2 separate regions of the Homo sapiens genome follow, and region 2 is linked to region 1. Evidence: chromatin loops called from intact Hi-C (ENCODE). Cell type or tissue: heart left ventricle. All regions are shown on one strand.

Region 1 (2,500 bases):
ACACATAAACACAAATAAGGGAATAATAGACACTGGCACCCACTTGGGGGTGGAGGATGGGAGGCGGGTGAGGACATAAAAACTAACCTATTGGAAACCATGTTTATTACCTGGGTGATGAAATCATGTATGCCCCAAACTCCCATGGCATCCAATTTATCTATATAACAGACCTGCACATGTACCTCTGAAACCAAAATAGAAGTTAAATTAAAAAAACATGGGAGATGTTAGGATTAAGATGGCAGATAGGGGCAGAACTAGCTTGCAAGCACCTGCTCGGCACAAAGAGCAGCATGTGAAGATTCACATCGTGAACTTTTGCTCCAAAAACTACCACAGCAACCTACTAGGAAAGCTGAGAGAATCCACAGACCCTTTGAAGGAACTGTATTGCTGCTGCAGGCTCCCTGAAACACTGAAAAACTGTTGAGTCTGCTTGCTTTCTCAGTGGGGACGCTGGTGGTCTGGGGCAAGTTCTCAGGCCTGGTCTCTGGCTGCCTGGAAATAGACTCGGTGCTGTTAGAGGGGCACAGTGGAGTGAGACCGGCCTTTGGACTGCTGGTCCTCTATTAAAATGCACATACCCCTGAGAGAGTTAGCACATTCATAATACTTCATAAGTCATATCTCAGCATTAATTAGTTTATCTGTTTCTTTCAATGGACATCAGTTTAAGACACAAACAGATGTTGAGGTGGAAGAGAAAGGTCAAAGTCTGGAGCTCTTTTGGGAGGGGCAGGAGGGTAAGGGGGCTGCAGAGGGATTCCCTGGTAGCAAGGACAGTGGACAAGTGCTGAGTCTGAGGGGCATGGGAAGGATCTGGAGACAGGGGAGGTAGACCCTCACAGAGAGAACTTTGGAGGCTTTTAGATGCTGAAAACTTTGGCAACTGCATGATATTCCCTAGATAACTCATCCGCAGATTAGTGGAACAGTCGTTGATAGATTTCCCCACCCCTGCAGGATAGTGGGAAATACCAGCTCTTCTTCCTCACCTTCCATCCCTTCCAATCGCAGCTATAAGAACTAGCTTACTTTTAATAACAGTCAAACAGTTTAAAAACCAAAGATCCTACCCACTTGTTCTGAAAGAGAAAATCAGACTGGAGAATGACAGAACAAGATCCACGAGAGCCAGTTGTCTCAGACAGGGTCAAAAGTTCACTTCTTGAACCTAGCTGCTGCCACTCCTTTGATGACCAAATGCGAAAAGCGTCTGCCCCATTTCTGGGCATTATCAGTGCTGTCAGCAGCCTGCACAGCTCCTACAGACAACCCTTGACAATGTCACAGCTGTTTCCTCGGCTGCCAAAACCGCTTAAACTTGCAGGGTTCCCTGTGTTCTTTTTAATCAGGGCTGGAAACTAAAGCTAACGAAAAACGATTCAGCTCAAGTGTTTTTCATTTTGATTGCAGAAGTGTACATTTGCCTAATGCAGAATGCTTCTGTACAGAGTTCCCTTTTAAAGATTGTGAGGTGGGTGGCCAACAGGGAGTTCTCTCCTGTTCATATTTTACTGTGCTGAACTGAAAAACAAGTTGCTAGGCTTGCATCAGGAAAATCAACTGTAGTCCCTGAAACAATTGCACAGCTGGATAAAGAAATCCAATAGAGAAAGCAAGTGGTCATTTCACTTCTGTACACCTTGTTCCAGCCTCACCAGTTCTAGGGACACAACCATGTTTCTGAGCCTGAAGATCCATTCAAAGTCACCTGTTAGAATGTCAACAAGCATGTATGAGTAACACTGCTTAATATCAAGATGATCTCTTTTTAAGGCTGCTCTACAGTCACATTTCTCACAGCAGAGTTTAAGTGGCAAAAACTGGATAACTGGTTGTAATAGAACACTTTTTAACATCCTCCAGTTAGTGTGCAATCTGAGTATGTGGCAAAACTGAATGATCTGTGGTTGCTTTTAAGGGGATAGTGGCTTTTGAATATTGAATGGTGTTTCCATTTTCTTGATTCCCATCTCTCTCATGCTGCCAACACAGCAGTCTTCCCCACAATAAATGCCAATAAGCAATGGAAGGAAGAAAATAAAAGAAATCACATTGAGTAGCTGAGTAGAAAACACTAGTTTAAAAAAATTTCCCCAGCAGAGACATTTCTCCTTCCCTCCTGATTTTAATCCTTAAATCTCTAAATGGTTATATGTAAACTGTCCTGAAATCTTTATTATTATTATTATTTTGAAACACTACATTTGAAAGTAGAAGTTGTCTCTAGCTTAATACTTTGACCAACTGCTTAGTGTGTGTTCAGAACACAAAAGCATATTCATATATGTACTTGCCCAGCTATAATTGAGAGTAAAGAGCAATTACTTCTCACTTATTCTCACCTTCACATTTTATATGTTCCTCATTCTTTTCAGTGAAGCTAGGATGATGCCAGGCACACAACATGCTCCCAATAAGCATTTATGGAGGAATGAATGAAATACCTAGCTAATGTTGCCTTTCTCCACTCCAACTTCCCAATGACTTACTG
Region 2 (2,500 bases), 100 kb before region 1:
TTAGCTCTTTCATGATTCACAGAATTTCTCAACAGTGCATGTCAGTACCTTGTTCCCCATGAGGACTGTTTAAAAAACCCTGTTTAGATTATCCCAAATCCATGAACTCCACAGGACAAACAGAGCATTTATTTTAAGCATGATGGATCAGAAACAGCTAGTTCAAAACACTACTTCCAACCTCTTTCTTCATGAACCAATGTTGAATTTCATTTTAAATAAATATTTATAACTTATATTTTAAACTATTAAATGTAGACAAGAACCCAAATTAGCTCATAAAACAGATACTGTGTCACTTGCCTTCTCTGGGTTGAATGTCTCTACAGATGACCAAAATCAATGTATGGAAGCTCCCCTCTGCTCTTACTCCCAAAAGTTAAGTGCTTTAGGTTTGCTCCCAGACTATCTTGTGAAATGGAAGGGGTGAGAACCATAGAAAGAGACTATCATTAAAAATAAGAATAAAGAGCAGAAGAAATGTTTTTCATCTAAAGACAACCAACTAGATAAAAGTAATAAAAATAAAACATCATTTATGTTTTTAAGGGCAGCTGTTTTCATGACAGAAAGCGCACGTTTTTGGCTTTAAATTTAATACTTTTGTTAAAGAAAAATGAAAGTAATAATGCCCTTTCTCCCTACTGATTTTCCACACAACCTTGTATAGAAAATGAAATTTCTCTTAAGACCAGGGTAATTTTTGAAGTGGGGTTGAATGGGTATGGAAGAGGTGGGGGATACAGCCTTAAGGACTGAGTGTTCACATGCCCACTTCCTTTAAAAACACAGCATTTACATGCAAGGAGCTGAGAGCAGAGCAGCTCGAACATGCTTCCCAGAGCCTCTTTTTACCATGCCTGTAATGTGCATTCATCCTGAGTCCCCTGCAAGCTCAGAGGCTGAATTTGGCACTATCGTCATCACAGGATGGCAGACACTGTTTTGAATCTGCTGCTCTAACATGTGGAGGCTGCCTTTTCTGCCAGCCACCTGGCAAGGAGCAGAGCCAGGCAAAACACACAACTGCCTGTAGGGCTGTGCCTGAACTGTCCTGTTGACAGCCTGACATGTTCACGTTCTGTTGTGCTTTAGATACTGAGGCCAGGCCAGCAAACTGAAACAACTGCACTGCCCACTGACTCTGACTTTGGATAAAATCATCTCAGAGTTTTATTTATGTGTCAGGGATGAGAAGCATGTTTCTATAGTTTCAGGAGTTGCCTGGCAACTGAGTTCTAAGAAACAGTGATAAGAGTCAGAAAGTGCATTTGTATTGTCTTCTCTGTGAAGTGGGCAATGAGAAATCAAATATAACTGTACACTAATCAGTCCAGTCCAGTCCTGATACTCCTAATCCCTCAGTTTTATCCTTCTTGGATAAACTGGGCTGTGGGCTCATAGTAGTTTGGCTAAGATATTCAAAATAGTTATATTTTATAGAAAAAACACAAATATCTAATTTTGTAAGTTTGGGTTGGCACTTAATCATGAAGCTGTACTTACCCTCCTGGGATTCCAAACACTACCAGGGCAAAATCTAAGACATCTTTCTGAATATGTCTGAACGTTTCCCTTTACCCAGTCACACTTTCAGCAGCATCCTTGGTAGTGTAGATCCTGGATTTGAACCAGAGATGCTGAAATGACTGGAGTGTGCATAAGATGCCTGTGGACAGAGTTATGTGACCCTGATTGATGAGGGCAAGGGATATATATTTATCAAGGCTTCATTCCTTTGGATTTCTCTTTTTGCTCATCAAATTTGGTAAATATTGAGGTAGCAAAAAATTATTTTCATAAAGTGGGCCCAGCTTAAGAGGTTATTCTGCTACTTTTCTTTACAGTTTGGCTAATTGTGCCTGTACAAATAACTTAATGATTCCACACATTTCAAAAGTGTCATCAAACATACTAACTTCATGTCTGAATGTATTTATAGAAATCAACTCTGTTTACTGGCCCCAACCTCTCTGTGGTGTCAGCCTTAAGGAAAAATATAGTATACTTGGTGCCCAAACATTTCATCTTCACTTCACTTCATCCAAGAGACCTCTCTTATACTGAAAGGTGGGGAAGGTCTGCTTGGTTGCTAACTCCAAGTATTTTTTTATCTGCAAATTAAGCAGCAGCTCTGCATTAAAATGCTCTTATACCAATAATTAAAATAATTATAACAATTTACTGGTATAAATGGTCTTATACAATTTATAGTCATTTTATAGTCCAGGAACTGGATTTCTATATCATAATTATTTTAAAATTATCACTATACTACCGATAAGAAGAATACCAGCTACCATTTAGTGAGTACTTATTATGTGTCAAGTACTCTGCCAAGTATTTTTCATGGGTTATCTCATATGATCCTCACAAGAAGTCATGAGGCAAGTCCATTATCTCCTTTCTGCAAATGAGGAGGCTGAGTTGTACACAAACTGGCTAATTTCCCTAGTATTCCTTGGTGAGAAAGTGCAGAACTACACTGAAGTGCAGGTTT

Evidence for each region. A loop is a pair of places that touch in the nucleus more often than their neighbours do. Peaks named below come from ENCODE experiments on the same cell type or tissue, not always from the same donor. Only the 100,000 strongest peaks of a DNase experiment are listed, where the experiment ranks them.
Region 2: a loop joins it to region 1, with 2.2 times the contacts of the local background. A loop is called at or near these places in 4 of 110 quality-filtered maps.

What each region holds. Positions count from the first base shown.
Region 1 is chr5:42,589,975-42,592,474 of GRCh38, reverse strand. All of the region lies in intron 2 of GHR (growth hormone receptor), which reads right to left. Among named protein-coding and RNA genes, the nearest start is that of CCDC152, 170 kb to the left of the region's middle. In heart left ventricle, no CTCF peak of the experiment used is centred here; a DNase peak (open chromatin) is centred at 1,284; H3K4me3 peaks cover 403 bases; H3K27ac peaks cover 1,397 bases.
Region 2 is chr5:42,690,259-42,692,758 of GRCh38, reverse strand. All of the region lies in intron 4 of GHR (growth hormone receptor), which reads right to left. Among named protein-coding and RNA genes, the nearest start is that of CCDC152, 65 kb to the left of the region's middle. In heart left ventricle, no CTCF peak of the experiment used is centred here; a DNase peak (open chromatin) is centred at 998; H3K27ac peaks cover 499 bases.